Linked DNA regions of Mus musculus: region 2 is linked to region 1. A link is a loop called in an ENCODE intact Hi-C map of the cell type or tissue named here. Cell type or tissue: heart. All regions are shown on one strand. Each heading gives the region's core, and the rest is flanking DNA. Links, peaks and the distances in the headings are about the cores only. Region 1 holds the start of Ubald1 (UBA-like domain containing 1). Region 2 holds the start of Zfp597 (zinc finger protein 597).

What was found. Peaks named below come from ENCODE experiments on the same cell type or tissue, not always from the same donor. Only the 100,000 strongest peaks of a DNase experiment are listed, where the experiment ranks them.
Region 2: it touches region 1 in a loop (4-fold over the local background); 1 of 42 quality-filtered maps calls a loop at or near these places.

What each region holds. Positions count from the first base shown.
Region 1 is chr16:4,876,629-4,884,963 of GRCm38, forward strand. Ubald1 (UBA-like domain containing 1) reads right to left here and starts at 3,223. Exons shown (of 3, transcript NM_145359.2): 1 at 2,989-3,223. The coding sequence starts at 3,108. In heart, for the core only: CTCF peaks have their summits at 1,018 and 3,323; DNase peaks (open chromatin) are centred at 733, 1,693, 3,243, 3,963 and 3 weaker places; H3K4me3 peaks cover 4,181 bases; H3K27ac peaks cover 4,962 bases.
Region 2 is chr16:3,869,135-3,877,469 of GRCm38, forward strand. It overlaps Zfp597 (zinc finger protein 597), which reads right to left and starts at 3,240. Exons shown (of 3, transcript NM_001033159.2): 1 at 2,925-3,240; 2 at 2,016-2,142. The coding sequence starts at 2,957. It also overlaps a transcript of Zfp174 not described here and a transcript of Naa60 not described here. In heart, for the core only: no CTCF peak of the experiment used is centred there; a DNase peak (open chromatin) is centred at 3,307; H3K4me3 peaks cover 2,184 bases; H3K27ac peaks cover 1,443 bases.

The sequences.
Region 1 (8,335 bases), core at 107-8,106:
ACTGTGGCTTTTCTGGACTCTACTGTGGCCTGGGTCTGTCACCTCAACTGGAGGGGTGTGTGTTGGGAGGAATCCCCACCCTTCTCTGAGTCTCTGTATCATATGTACTGGGGGACTCTCAAAGAGTGAGTCTCAGTGTAGAGGGTGGAGACTTCTTAGCATAACTTCCATCTCTGGAGGGATGTCCCTAACACGAACAGCTAGAGGGTGACCCAGAAACTGAAGACTGCTTCCATGACAGCTTTTGGGACAGCTCCTTAGCCACCTGTTGTTCTGAGCTACAGCCTCTTCAAGCAGAAATAGGGCAAAATAGGGGCATACCATCAAAGCTAGAATTGGTGTCCTCCATTTTACAGACAGGAAAACTGAGGATGAAGTGGCTTAAGACCCTGGGCTAGCACGAGGTGGGAATAGGAACAGAACCCTGAACTGGGACTCTAGGCTAACACTCAGGACTGGCCAAAAAGTGTGGTGAAAGAGGACTTGGTGTAGCTGGGCGTGGTGGCGCACACCTTTAATCCCAGCACTCAGGAGGCAGAGGCAAGTGGATTTCTGAGTTGGAGGCCAGCCTGGTCTACAAAGTGAGTTTCAGGACAGCCAGAGCTGTAGAGAAACCCTGTCTCGAAAAACCAAAAAAAAAAAAAAGAGGACTTGGTGTAAAAGCCTGTGTCACTGGGGAAGGGAGCCCCAGGGTGGCCTCAGGGAACCCAAAGGATAGCGTCTGTACTGACCGTATCCTGCCTTGGCCTGATTCAGGAAAAGAGGAAACTGGATGCTGTTGTGAAAGTGCTGGGTGAGCACGGTTATCAAGTGGGTGAGGGGTCCCCTGGAGCCTGCTAAGCTTCAGCCTAGGCAGTACCACTCCTCACTCCAACCCAGAACAGCAGGAGGCCAGGCCAGCCAGCAGGACTGGGAGCCCCTTGCCTCTGATTTCACACAGAAACCCAGGCTGAGACCAGGCTTGCTCTTTTATTTTTCCAGTATATTCCAATGAATTATTCTGGGAATGCCCTGCTGGTGGTGCCCAACACCAGTGTTCCCAAGCAGTGGAGTGGGGATGAATCTGGGGTCACTCAAGGCCTCCTAGCAGGGGCAGCTGCTCCTCTAGCCCAGGACCCCAACATGACACACCCGTACTGTCCTCCAAAGGGCAGTATAGAGAAGAATCTGGCCAACTACACAGAGGTGTGTGTGTGTGTGTGTCCCCCCCCCCTCCCCGCCTCTGCCCCCATTAGCACCTGAATCTGAGAATGTGACCCAGAAACACTGCCTGGAGTATGCTACCAACCAGGAGGGTGGGGGAGGGCTAACCATGAGGAACCCCTCACACCTAGGCAGATGCCTCAGGTCAAGGGGAGCTCACAGCTTATTCTTCACTTTGTACCCGGTGACAGGGAGACTCTGCAAGCCCAGAGCACAGAGAACTTACCCATGTCAGTCAGCCTGTTTCCAGGCTGCAGGAAGTCCCTGCTCCTCCTGAAGACAGTTTTCCCTAATCTTGGTAGCCATATATCTCAGTCCATCCCCCTCCAGCCTGCGCCACACTGAGAGAGGGGCCGAGTCTTCCACACGGCCCATTTCCCATGAGACACCTGCCTGCCTGCCCAGCCTGGGGCAAGGACCTGCAAGCAGAGCCACTGGGCTCCAGCAACTGCCATGAATGTGGTTTTACAAGTTTTACCACATCCAACCCAAGAGACAACAGGGCAGATTAAGACTGTTGCAGAGCTGAGCAGTAAGGCACTTCCCTGGGGTGGGGCTGCAGGGGGAGGGGACAGAAGGCAGAGCGTTCAGGCCTCAGAGGCTGACAAGCACTGCTACCTCCAGGGGTAAGCAAATCCAGGCTAAAGGAAGAAGCCTTCCCTCTCTTGCATAGGGACATTGGCCTGGAAGTCTAGCAGGGAGTAGATAAACAGATCGAAGGCTTGGTATCCAGAGCTGGAAGGGCTACAGTCTTCCCAGCCTGGGGAGGTTCTGATCCTGCACCAGGAAGTTAAGCCTTGGTCTCCACTTCCTGGCTTTTCCTACTGAAAATGGGATGGTTCCCACTGGGAAGCCAAGCTCTGGGGTCTCCAACTGGGCACAGAATACTAGACTGGCTCTGGTTGTGACTCACACATGTACCCACACAGCTACAAGCCAGAGAGTCTCATCTCGATACCCACAAGTGGTGAATGTGGGGTTTTGAGTTAGAGGAACAGAGGCATCTTAGTAACACAAAAGACTGGGCACATAATCCTACCGGTCAAGAGAAACCTGGGAGTAGATGAGAGCCAGACTGACCTTCCCATCTTCTGTCTAAAATGCCCTAAAATAAGTGAACCGTATACAGTACACCATCCCAAGATACAGGTTCCTTTGTCAGGCCCGAGGATACCCAGGTCTTCATAAGGATCCCGCCCCGGTGACACCTTTGGAGTGGGCTACACACATACAGACTCTCGTAATTTACTCTGAGGATCCAGCACACCACCCATACACTCCATGACGTATATGAACATACACCGCACCATACCCAGCACGATTACCATCAGCAAACCACCACCTATGTACACGCTGCACACACACACCAAACATGACACAAAGGTATCCTGTATCAGACACGCACTCGAGACGGGCTTTGAGTCCGCACACGCGCCCACATGCCCACAACCTTCGATGTGCCCTGCTGACGCCCAAGCGCGGTGCGTGCGTAAATACAAATCCACATGTACGTGTGCGCACTCCCGCAAACCGCCCACCCGGCACACCGACCCTGAGACCGCTCTCTCCAAGCGACTCCGCCTCCGGCACGGCCCTGGGCGTCTTCCAGGCGGCTGTCTCCTCCTCAGCCGTTACCGGGACCGGGGGGGGGGGGGTGTTGGGGGAGGGTATCCAGTCCTGATAGCGGGGTTTCCGGGGCTCTGGCCTGGCGGTCGGTGATGCCCGCAGCCGGCACCCCGGCACGTGTCCACACCGCCCGCGCCCGTCCCCGGTTCCCCTACGCACCTCGAACTGCCAGTGGGCCGCTTGTAGCAGTTGCTTCGCCTGATCGGCCGCACAGCCCGCCGTCAGCACGAACTGGTTGATCATGACCTGGTGTTTGAGCTCGTCCATGTTCACGGACATGGCGCCGCCGTGCAGCCCGCTCCGGCCTCCCTGCGCGCTAGCCTCACGCGTCCACCATTAGCGAGCCGGCCCCGGCTAATACAAATATTTACTGTGCGCTCTGACTCACCGCGCCTCGCTGCCCCGCGGCCGGCGAAGCATGCTGGGATGTGTAGTCCGCGACGCCCCCGCCGAACGGACCGGGAAGGAGCGTGGACGCCCTCTCCCGAGCGATCTCAGTGGGGCGCGCAGCCCGTGCCCCAGGCTGAGAGGCGAAGTTGCGAACCAGGGACCATTGCACAAGCTTGCCTTATCACTGGGCCCTGGAGGTCCTGTGTGCTGCTGTGCTTAGCATCACAATATTAATAGGCGCGCTCTTAGGGGACTCTCTGATAGCTTTGGTCCTACTCCACTGCCCTAGGCTGAAACACTCCTAAAATCCTGAGACTTAGAAAACGCTCGGTATCGCAGAGCATCTGCCTTTCAAGGCGCTGCTAGAAATCACCACCTCCTGGAAGCATTCCAGAGCTCGCAAGGCATCTTTGCCTAACTCTTGGCCAGTCGTGCAGGAAGAGCGTCTTAAAAAAAAAAAAAAAAAAAAAAAAAAAAAAAAAGACAGCCCCTGCTCCGGAGCCTTGGCGTCCCCTTTCTTTCAACTCCCACTTTCCCACGCAAAAGAAAAACTTCCAGCAGCCTGCTGGCAAAAGGACCGCGCGGAGCACGTACAGAAACGGCCACGACTGCCATTCCCACAATGCCCCGGTTTATTTGCATCTTTCTGTCCCAGTGACGTCACCTGAGTGAGGTCGCGACTGTACCAATGGGCCGTCACGGGGTGTTAGGACCTGGCCATATAAGGTAAACAAAGCTGGCCGCCCAATGAGGCGGCGGCGGGGGCGGGCGCATCACGTGGCGTGGGGGCGGGGTCGGGAGCTGGGTGCGTGATTTCGCAGGCGGTGTTTACAGCCCCGCACATGCCACTTCCGGCTGACGTCGCGGTTGGTAGAGTGGCCGGTCGGACGTGGAAGAGTCGCCCAGAAGCTGGGGGGAGGAGAGGGCTGGCGTTGTCTTCTCGGCTGAGAGACGTTGCCCGGGTTCTTTGCTCTCACTGGCCTCACCTTTGACCTGGCCCCCTGTAGAACCAGCCGGGAGGGGAGGCGTTAGGTCCGAAAGCTTCATTATAGCGACACTGCCCCGAGGAAGTAAGCGCAGGCCTCGGAAGCCAACTGCGGGCTCTTGAGACGTTTTGATACACCTGATCCTTTGTTCTCGCTAGGACCGCTGAGGCCGTAAAGGTGTGGGGCCCAGTTGATACCTAGGGAAATGGAGTTCTATCTTGCCCTTCACTCCTAGGGGCTCTCCGATCGGGTGGCTGGAGGAAGATGGGAAGGAGGTGGGACTGAAAGATCCTTAGATAGGAAGAAAAGGAGGAAGAAACGAGGACGGGGAGCTTGGAAGGCTCTGAGTTATAGCTGCGAGTTTAGTTTATGGGTAGCAGCGGGACTAGTGAGTGTCTCCCTTTCTTAGACGTTTTGCCCATCTGTCCACACGAAGTAAGATTTCAGCCTCTTTGCTGCCTTTTGGAGAAACACTCAGCAGTAGTCTTTGCATATCAACAGTACCCCAATTTTTTTGCTTTTGCTGAGAATATGCCTTTATTTCTAGGAAGCATCATGCATGTGCTTTTGTTTGTTTGTTTTCGAGACAGGGTTTCTCTGTGTAGCCCTGGCTGTCCTGGAACTCACTCTGAACTCAGAAATCCGCCTGCCTCTGCCTCCCAAGTGCTGGGATTAAAGGTGTGTGCCACCACGCCCAACTATGCATGTGCATTATTATAGGCAAAACCAGCACACATGGAGATCACAGTAAAAGGCCGCTCTGATTTCACTGTTGCCATGGAGACTGTAACAAAGTCTGAAGGAAGGTGGGTAGGTTGTAGCCAGACAGACCTGGATGGCATTTTTGACTGTTGTTTCTTCGAAGTTCCACTCTTGTGTGGGAACTCTCCTCACTGTGCAGTGTGGGATGGATGAGCATGACAGACCTAGCAAAAGGCCTGGTACTCTGTGTACAAGACTTGGCATGCATCTCTTCTCGAGTCCTGCGTTAGCTACTGTAGGGAGTGTCATTCCCATTTTTATAGTAAGCAAGCTGATGGTGGATTTCCTTATACTTGTGACATTTGGAGCTAAAGAAAAGACCAGGCACCCAGTGAGCCAGCTATATCTTTCAGGCAAAGGAAGCTGAGTATTGGGTCGGGGGATCTTTTGTTCATGGATGTAGGATCACAGACAGGCACACCCTTCTACCTTATCTAGTCACCTCAGTGGCTTGCTCAGCCCAGAGAGAGCTACTGCATGCAGGCCTTGCACTGGCAGAACAAAAAGCTGACAGAAGGGAAGGTCACCCTGCCAGGTGATGAGTTACTCCAGCTAGCTTGTTTTTCCCAGCCGTGGCAGGGAAAGAAAACAACGTTGTTTTCAGCCACTATTTGCTTGGCTGGAGGGTGGACTTTGGATTTTTTAGCAGTCTGGGATGTGCCCTGGGAACAGGGCCAGAAGAGAATGTGAGAGAGAATAGGGCATTTCCAGCCTTCCCTTACCTGAGGTTCAGGTATGATGAGAAATGTCCCCATTCACAGAGCTAGTCAATGGAGGTGTGTTGCTGCTGCTGCTGCTGCTGCTGGTCTGCAGGCACCCTCTCTTCTGTCAGTTGATCTCCGTTGCCTTACTCATCATCTGGCACATAGTAGCTGCACAATAAATATTTGTTGAATAAAATTAATCCATTCAAATGTTGATAGTGGACAAACACAGAAGGATATTGCTGGAGGGGTTTGGAACTCCTGAATTCAAACTCTTTAAGAACACTGTTTAGTGACACTTCTGCTTGGTAAAATACCTGCTGTGCCCAGGTTCTCCATTTTCTTGAGACAACCAGAGCCCTCAGGACTTTTCCCTCTGTATGATCAGGGAAGGCAGGAGACTGAATTCAGAGCACTTTTGCATGTGCGTGCGTGTGTTAAAACATTCATGTAGCATATATACCATGAAATATGCATAAGAGTGTTAGGATTTCACAGGGAGAACTTTTCTTTTTTGATTTTTAAAGACTATACCAGGTTCAGATATCTTTAGCTCATTGATCAAAGAGTTCAACATATTTAAGGTAGGAAAAGTTTTTCCCACCTCACAGTTACAGGGTACCGTCTGCTGTGGCAGAGTAGTCAAGGTGGTGGGAGCTGAAGCAGCTAGTCACATGGCATCCAAAATCAGGAAAATAGGATCAACGCTCCAACTTATTTTATATTTTGTTTTATATTTATTTACTGTGTGTTTATGTGGGTGTGTGAATGCTATGGTGTAAGGGTGGAGTCAATTGCCTTCTACCATCTGGTTCTAGGGATCAGATGCAGGTTCAGTGGCAAGCACCTTTACCTGGTGTGCTCTCAGTGGCCCAGGCATCCCTATTTTATGCTGTCCTGGGTCCCGTTTAAGGAATGCTGCCACTCAGCACAGTTAAGATGTGTCTTTCTACATCAATGAAGACAAGACAGTCCCCACAAGCATGCCTAAGAGAGCAGGACCTATTAGATTGACAATTAGCACTAGCTATCACACCATCTATCAACTGTGTGACTGGAGTAGGGGCACTTTACTTTTATGTCTCCTCTTGTATAAATTGGGGATGAAAATAGAAAATGGCCGGGCGTGGTGGCACACGCCTTTAATCCCAGCACTTGAGAGGCAGAGGCAGGTGGATTTCTGAGTTCGAGGCCAGCCTGGTCTACAGAGTGAGTTCCAGGACAGCCAGGGCTACACAGAGAAACCCTGTCTCGAAAAACCAAAAAAAAAAAAAAAAAAGAAAATGGAACACCAGAGTACTAAGTAAGAGAATATGCATAGATCCCTCAGGCAAGATGACAGCATATGAAAAGTGTTTGGTCCTAAGGTGGGTGTGGTTGTACATACTTACACTCAGCACTTAGAATTATGAGTTAGAGACCAGCCTGAGCTACAGACAGGCATTATGGGGGATGCGAGGAGTGTTTCGCCAATGTAGATCTTTAGGATAGATATGCTCAGGCTACATCAAACACCTGAACTCTTCCTAGTGACATATGGGTCATTTCATTTTAGCTTTCCAGATTCTTGGTGAAATTGAAATTCTGATTGAGATATCCTGGTACAGTTGCAAATGCAAGCTCTGACCCAAATTGTCCGTGGATTCACTTCTCCCATGTATCAGACAAGTTGCCTGTCAAGAGTATGTTGCTATGCAGCTTTGTGGTGGCTGACACACTTGAGCCAGGCAGTCATGGTTCCTCTGCAGCTTAAGTTGGTTGCAATGTGTGCTGTGGTCACAGAGAGGATGGTGGAAGGCTGAAGCTATGTTGTTTCCAGTGACTCTCTTAAATGCAGGGTTCAAGAAGATGTCTCTCCTTCAGGCACAGCTTGTGAGCTAGATGTATTGAAATTGCATCCTTTGTGCAACTCCATAATCAGGCCTTGCTTCCATTAGTCTAGGCACATCTTCATAATAGTCATTAGTGTGTGCTGTCTTATGATTCTAAATATGTTTATGAAGAGATTATGGCTTTTGTTCTCAACTGGTCCATTGTGCTATTTTGAGTTTGAAGAAATTCAGAGATCTCTTACACAGCTACTCTAGGGTAGCATTAGCCAAAGAAGAGCCAAAAGCTCGACTCTTCAGGGATGGAGGAGGGTGCCTGGGTGGGAGGCACAGTGGAGGTGGATGGCGGGCGGTGCAGACAGATTATGCCTTAGACTGTGAATCTCTGCTTCCAGTGTAAGAGGAAAGAGTTTCCAGCCAGGAAATGTAGCTTCTCATCTAACTTCTTGGCTGCCCTCTGCTGCTCCTTAGTTGAACTTTGGAGGACCTCTGGTGTCCTGGAGGGTCCCAACTAGGTCTCAACAACATGGTCTCGAGGGAAGTCTTGTCTCTGGTGAGTGGCACTAGCCCTTTATGGTTTGAATATTATTATATTCAATTACATATATTATTCCATCATTCAGCCATTTTGGCCACCTCCTCACACAGCTTTCAGCCTATCAATTCTTTTTGTTTTGTTTTTTCGAGACAGGGTTTCTCTGTATAGCCCGGGCTGTCCTGGAGCTCACTTTGTAGACCAGGCTGTCCTCGAACTCAGAAATCCGCCTGCCTCTGCCTCCCGAGTAAAGACGTGCGCCACCACGCCAGGCTTCAGCCTATCAATTCTTGATATTTT
Region 2 (8,335 bases), core at 83-8,082, 1.0 Mb before region 1:
AAATGTAAATGAAGAAAATACCTAATTAAAATAAAAAATAAAAATAAAAAAAGAAGAAAAGCCAATCAATACAAATAGACCCAGAAATGACACATATATTTAAAATTAGTGTGTCCATATGCTTATAATCCTAGCACTTGGGAGGCAGAGATGGTAGATCTGTGTGGTTTCAAGACCAGCCTGGTCTACATTAGGGAGTTCCAGGATAGCCAAGACTACGTAGATCCTGCCTCATAAAACCAAATAAATAAAATCAGCAAAGAAAGTAGCAAAAGAGCTATTATATATATTTATAAATATATATAAATGTCCTATTATTTATATTATGTTCATAAACATGTGTTTGGTTACTGTTGTCTACGCTGAAGCCTATGCAGGTGCAGTGACTGTGGGTTCCCTGGTGGAGAGTTCTTCTGCAGGTCAGTAGGTGACACTGAGACTGATGAGGGCAGCAGGTAAGAGCCAGGTGGACAAGGGTGAGCATCAGGAAGGCAGAGTGCTGAGGGAGCAGAAGTAGGACGGGGGAGGGGCTCCTGTAGGCTGGCTATTGAAGATAAGAATAATTCTGGAGAGACTCGAATGAAGGATAGGAAGGAGTGTTAAAATCATCCACCAGCATCTCAGCCAAGTGTGGCCACTTGGGGTTCCTGGTACAAAGTGTTTCTGTGAGTTCACGTATGACAAAAAGAAACAGAGATGAGCTGAAAGGATATGCTGAGAAAGTTGGCAAAAAAGAACCAAGGGGACCCTGGGTTGTTAAGTATAAACATACACACACACACATATATATACACACATACACACATACATACATACACATACACACACACATACACACACACATATATACACTACATACACACACACATATATAATATACACACAAACATACATACACACACATATATATACACATATATACACATACACACATACATACATATATACACACACATACACACACATATATATACACACACACATACACACACACACATACATACACACACATATATAATATACACACATACACTTACATACATACACACACATACACACACATATAATATACACACACATACATACACGCACACATATATATACACATACATACACATACACACACATATATAATATACATACATACATACATACACACATACATACATACATACATACACACATATATTCAAGAAGATAGAGGATAACATGAACATGGCAGAAGTGGAAAATATAAGTCATGAATTTTGAAAAATAGTTTAGATGTCTATGCAGGCATAGGGATACTGCATATGGTTACTCTTACGTTAGAAAGGCAAAATACCCCCTTAAGAGAAAATCTGTTTCTAATCTTTAGCAAATGACAAGTCTCTATGTTAATGAAGTTTTCTGAGTAAAATTAATTTGACTCCAACAATTATTTAAGGAAATTACAAGGTACTGGCACATATATGAAACCATGGTCACTATTGTTGACTGAATTTCTTTTAAGAAATCATTTCAGGGCTAGGAAGATGGCTCAGCATATAAAATGTTTACAGTGTAAGCTAAGAACAGGAATTTGGATCCCCAACACCCAGAAAAAGCCAGGTAGATGTTGTGGCCCACCTTGTTATCCTGGCACTCAGGATATGGAGACAGGGGATCCCAAGGCAAGCTAGCTAACTAGACTTCAGTAAGTAGAGTGGAGAACAAATGAGAAAGTCACCTGACATCACCACTGGCCTGCACACTAATGCATGTGCACTGGCCCTCATGCTCACACAAGGGAAAACATTATCTGACTCTGACACTTGTTCTCTCCTACAAGTTCTTGCTATAGCTATAGAAATCCACATATACATGTGATTTTGATAGATAGATAGATAGATAGATACGTATACATAATACACAATATGTGTGTGTGTGTGTGTGTCACAGATAGGTCTCAATCCACCACCAGTGTGGACAAGGCATACAATGTTCATCCTAGAACTGATGAAAGTTCCATAATGCAGGAGAAACAACTGTCTTACCTATCGAGTCCAAATTCTCAAAACTCTTCAATGGGGCTTCTCTGCTGAGGGTCTTCTGAGCAGGGTGCAGACTCACACATTCCTCTTGAGAAAAATACACATCCAGATCTTCAAATAGCAGTGGTCTCTGAAACAGAAGCACTGTTGTTAGTATAAAAAGCTAGCAGGTCAGTTGAGTGTCCTGGAAGGCTGAAAAGAGCTAAACCCCTCCGCATTCTAAGGCGAAAAGGCTTGGTGTAAAATATTCCTCCCTGGGGGAACTCTATGGCTTGAATAGGGTGGGGGAGAGAGCATAAACATAAATTTTCAAACAGTGGTGTGAGAATCAAGAAGTACACCGTGAGAACGTAGTCTTTCCTGAAAAGATAAGTGAACAATTCTTGGGGAGAGAAATTATTTCGGATTCTCTAAGAAGGGAGGGGAAGGGGGGGGGGACGACACTGGCCAGCCCAGTAAGAATCCTGAGAAATAGTTTTTAGGAGTTTCCTAACATCATTCTTTGCTAGTTTGTGTTTCTTTTTCATCAGTGATTGCTCAGCTACACACACACACACACACATCACGACCACCACCACCTAAAGCTCTAGTTCTCTCCTAAGTTTACTGTTCCTGTAAACCCATAGAGCTTTTGGTGTAAAATTCACCTGGGTTTTAATTATCATTATTCAACAGGTGTGAAGCCCAGGAATCTGCCATTTGGAGACGCATTTCAGCAAGATAACTTTGAGAAATTGTTATAGACCCCTGCTAGGGCTCTCCTCCACCTGATGATTCTGAAATGAGGAAGTCGGTAAGCCAAGAAACGTAAGACAGCTTGGTCAAAGGGCTATCTGAGGAGGCGCCTCAGGACCTGCGCGTCTAACTGCCGCCAGGTCAGGACACCTGTAGGAAAATAGCGACACAATTCACCTGCTCATCCGATGTGGGGAGCGTGGACGCCATCTGGGGAAAGGAAGGGCTCCTTAAGTCCCCACGTTTGGACAACACTTCGAGTGGAGAGTCTCCAACTCCGCTGCCAGGCCTTTCCACTTCGCCCTCAAGCTCCTTTGAGAATCTGAGCTGACGGCTTCTTTCTCCAAAACAGCTCTGAAACAGCCACACTCACCAGCCCCGGAGTACCGACAACCTCGCCCAACCCGGCAGAAGCAGCGTGAAGCCACGCCCAGCCGAGACGCGACAAAGGAGGCGGAGGCCACCACAACACTCCCACGCTCCCATGCTCCCCACGCAGTAGCTGCAGGGAAACCGCCGGAAGCGACCCCCCCCATCCATCCTGCATCCTGATTGGCCAGCGTACTCCCGAGGCGGCGGTCCCTCCTTAATGGACCAATTGAGCAGCTTCCCGAGGACCTGAATCGCACCTGGCAACTGAGAGGCTATTCCTGAGCTTCTACAAGCAGCCGTTTCCGGTTCCTCTGGCTGGGTCTCGGTGGTGAGTGCCCCGCCTGTTGATATGTTCAGTCGGAGCAGTAGAATGGTCCCTGAGGGACACGGTGATTCCGAAAGCAGAGACCGGACCACTCTGGAGTCGATCACGGATGGCGGGAACACACAGACGCTGGGGGGGCCGGAGCTTTCGGTAGGAGGGGGTGAGGTGAATGAGAGGCCCCGAGATCCAGGCTTAGCTTGGGCCCAAGCCCAGTCTCAGATGGATTGTGGGGCTACGGTGTGTAAGAGGTTATCTTTGTGCAATCACAAATTCAGGTCAGGTTAGCCTTGTTGCTCGTGTCCGTTCCCGAAGTATTCTAGGGACATGAACCATTGTACCCGACAGGTGTAGTCCAACCAAATGATTGGGGCCCATAGCGGACATCGAGCGGGAATAGACCGCGGATTTCCTTCGCAGGATGTCTGGACCTGCCCTAGTGGCAAATGTTCTTGTAACCAACATTGAGCAGCGAATTGAAGATTCAAAATCATAAAGTCGAGCTCTTTCTAGAACTGTCACTAATTAGATGATCGTGCCAATTTTCCCCCCTTTGGTACTGAGGGTGAAACTACGGTTTCACGCATAGTAGACTTTCTACCACTGAGCTCAGACCCCTATCCTTGTTTTAAACTTTATTTTGAAATGAGGTTGACCCAAGCTAACTCTGAAATCACTGTATAGCCCCAGTAGACCTGCAATTAAGGTCTTGCCTCAGTACCCCTTAGTAGCTAGATCCAAACCCACATCTGGACACCTTTTAACTTTGCTTTCCTCAGCTGCAAAGAGCCCATAGTGCCTCTCTTTGATAATACAGAGGGCAATTTAAACTATTATAAGATGTTAAGTGAAAAGATTCGCCAGATTATGAGAAAGAGTTTGGGGGTCAACAAACAAGATTAGTACCTTGAAAATTCCAAATAAACCCCAGGTCTCTTGTCTCTTTCGTTAGAGATGGAGTCTTACTCTATGCCCTTGGCTGCTCAGAACTTGCTCTGTAGACCAGCCTGGCCTCCAACATCGAACACATCCATTTGCTTCTGCCACCCAAGTGCTGGGATTAGAGATGAGGCCACCCCACCCAGTGCCAACATAATCTGTTATGCTAATGTCAGGTTACTCAGGGATTGGCTGCATGGTTATTAAAACATTTGAGGTGAAGAGTAGTGGGATTTGACAGAATGTCAGGATAGTTTCAACTGCCAACAACAGAATCTAACGAAACAATTAAAGCAGTTGTGTTCATTCTGGGGCTCAGTGGCAGCATACAGGCCCGTGTTTCCTATTAAATATGTTGATAATGCCAATGGAACACAGCTACTGCATGCTAACTTTTTTTGTTTAATGGACCCATCCCAAGTTTTTCAAGAATAAAGATTCATTAGGGTTTGGCCTATCAATGCAAGTGCTCTGTCACTGGGAGAAGAGTCTGACACACTCTAGCCATCTAACTACAAAGTAAAAACTCTGGGTAAAGGAAAAATGCAAGTAGAAAGTCAGTAACATTCTCACAAGGACAAGCTATCCATTATTATCTAAATTGTCTGGGAATGATCACTAAAGACCCCAGGGTAAAAAACCCAAATGCTTCACTGACAGATGAAAAAATGAGAACAAACTTCCCTACAGACCTAGACCACTTCAAAATACTGAAGAAGAGTGGTATGTAATCCTACAGCAAAGGCATGTTCATCTCATCTTGATACAACTCATGATCATCTTTCTCTTGTTTTGTGCTTGCCATTTTTTTTCATAGATGTCTCATTTGAACTAAGAATCTTCTGATAGAGATGTAAGGTTCTGTACTTTGAACCCTGTTTCAGTTATTACAAAAAGATGAGCCAATTCCAGTGTCCAGAACCTAAGCCTAGAGTAACACTTTAGTATCTAACCAGAGAAGAGGTTAGCCCTGAGATGGGTGGAGTCAACATTCCCCTCACCTCTTGTAGTCGTTAACTACCAAGCCCAACAAGTGGACTAAGAAATAAACATGAAAGCTTGAGCTTTTGTGGTACCTAGCACCAAGTACATGGTAGTGATGCATGCCCTCTGCTGACTGAAGCGTTCCAGACAGAGGTGGAGATAGAAAAACTAAGAGCTCAAGGTCAGCCTCAATTCCATAGTTTGAGGACATCCTGAGCTACCATGAAATGTGTCTAAATCAAAACAAACATTACTTGTTGACACTTTTCACACCACTTCCTGATATTTGTAGCACAGTTTATTATTGTCTATTTTCTACCACCATCTTTGTCTCGTTTGTATTAACTGAATATATAAATCATTTTCTCCTTTCCCCATTATCAATTATGTTTCCTTTTTGAACTTTTTCCTGGCTACCTAATATATGCAGTTTAAATTAATCCAAATCTACTTCCTATGACACTGTATTTCCCTTGAGATGCCCAAAACATTGTAATAGCAAAACACTCTCATTCTGCTGAGCTTTTACTATAAATGGAGGAATTTTCTCTATTAATATATGATTATATTGTTTGTTAATGTATTAAGTAACACTGACATAAGCATAAACACAAGCCTATTTCTGAAACAAAAAACATTTAAATATCCTTCCATGTACATACATAAACACTTACACAGACACAAAAGCTAAAAAAGTCCATGATTTGCAAGATTTTTCCATTTTCACCTTTATCATATCCATGGCAGTAAAGCAGTAAAATCTGTGTGAATGGAAGCTCTCTCTCTCTAGCCAGGTGTCTTTTGTGAAGCTCTGATGATACTAATCAAGGAGATATAGATAGATAGATAGATAGATAGATAGATAGATAGATAGATAGATAGATAGATAGATAGATAGATAGATTTTTTGAAACAGGGTTTTTCTGTGTAGCCCTGGCTGTCTTGGAACTCACTCTGTAGACCAGGCTGGCCTCAAACTCAGAAATCCGCCTGCCTCTGCCTCCCAAATGCTGGGATTAAAGGCATGTGCCACCACTGCCCGGCCAATGTTATATTTTTATTATATATAAATTATGTATCAATATAGTATTTATATTGTATATAAATATATGATGTATAATATAGAATTAATATATATGTTTATATTAATAAGATGTTATAGAATTAAAATAACATAAGACTGGTGTGGTCTGGTGTAGTGGTTCTGGCCTTTAATCCCAGCATTCAAGAGGTAGAGACAGGCAGATATCTGTGAATTCAAGGTCAACCTGGTTTTCATACTGAGTTCCAGGCTAGTCAGTGCTGCATAGTGAAATACATCAGAAAGAGTGATAGAGACCAGTGTCATGGTATAGACCCACAATCCCTGCATTCGGAAGGTTGAAGCAACAGGATAGATAAGTTTGAGGCAAACCACACATAGCAAGAGCAAATCTCTCTCTCCCTGTCCTTCAAAATGCAGATACAGTTTTTCAATTCTAAAAGTAGTTCATGTGACCAGGGCATGGTGGCACACACCTTTAAGAGGTGCACTTGAGAGGCAGAAGCAGATGGAGCTCTGAGTGTGAGGTCAGCCTGGCCTACAAAGGACCAGGACAGCCAAGGCTATTACACAGAAATATCCTGTCTCAAAAAACAACCAAATAAACAAATAGTGTTAATTTTTAAATTGTCAATACTGAAAAGATAGAGGGCGTTTTAAAGACTCAGAAGTTAGTAGGTATACTCTTTGTTATAAGTGTCTGACTATTCTAGTGACTCTGACCATAAAGAAATAAGCAAGTATTTATATTTAGTATGTGCATCATCTCTTGTCCCATTGCCAGGCCCAGTCTCAATGTTAATAGAGAACCAGGCCCTCCATGGTACTCCCCTAACATTCTGACACTAGATACTCTGTGGTCACATGCTTAACTTAGTCTACCTGTGTTGGACCTGACTCTGAAGTGGTATGATCTACGGTGATCCATCTTATGTGTATGAATGTTTTTCCTGCATGTATGTCTGTACACTACATGTATGCCTGGTGTTCAAGGAGGTCATACGAAAGTGTCATATCCCCCAAATGGAGTTACGGGTAGTTGTGAACCACCATGAGGATGCTGGGAGCAGCATGGGTCCTCGAGAAGAGCAACAAGTGTCCTGTACTGCTGAGCCATCTCCTCAGCCCTACTTGTGTTAGTTCATAATAGAAAAAATTCTTTGGATTTTAGAAGTAAAATGTGTGGCTCCTGCTTTTCCTGGATTGGATGTGTGTGTACATGGTCATGAACATGCTCATTGCATGAATGCACACGCCTTTGGGGGCCAGAGGATAGTTTTTGAGATGGTCTTTTACTGGCTGGGACTCACAAATTAGGCTAGACTGGCCAATCAGGGATGCCCAGGGATCCTGCCTTTACCTCCCTACTGGGTGACAAGTGCCTAACATTTTCGTATGGGTTCAGGGATTGAACTAATACCGTGCTTACAAACACTGTACTGAGCTGTTTTCCCAGACCTGTCCTGGTTTTGATCCATGCAAATAATAATAAAGCCTTTGGAAACACATGCCTGGATAATCTCCTCTCTCATGACTGTCTCATGGAGCCATTCTTCTCCTGAGGACTCCCAAGACAGAAGCAGATGTTGGACAATGAGTGCTGCTATGCTCACTATGAAGAGGCTTATTTTTAAAGGTTGTTTTTTAAAACAAGATCCTGGAGAAGATGTGTTCAGATGTCATTGTGGAAAGGCTAGTTTTGGAAACTGAGTTTGTATCCAGGTATGTCAGGAAAATTGTGATTCAAGTAAAGGACTTGTTTCTATTGAGGGATCACATGTCATCACGCTTTTGTCCTTGACAGTGGGCATACTGTAAAGGTCTTAGGTGGGTGTTTCACTGCAAAGTTAAGGACACCTTTCAGGGTTGTTGAAAAAAATAAAAGAATATATTTGAAGGATTCCCACAGTACTTAACATGGCAAATATA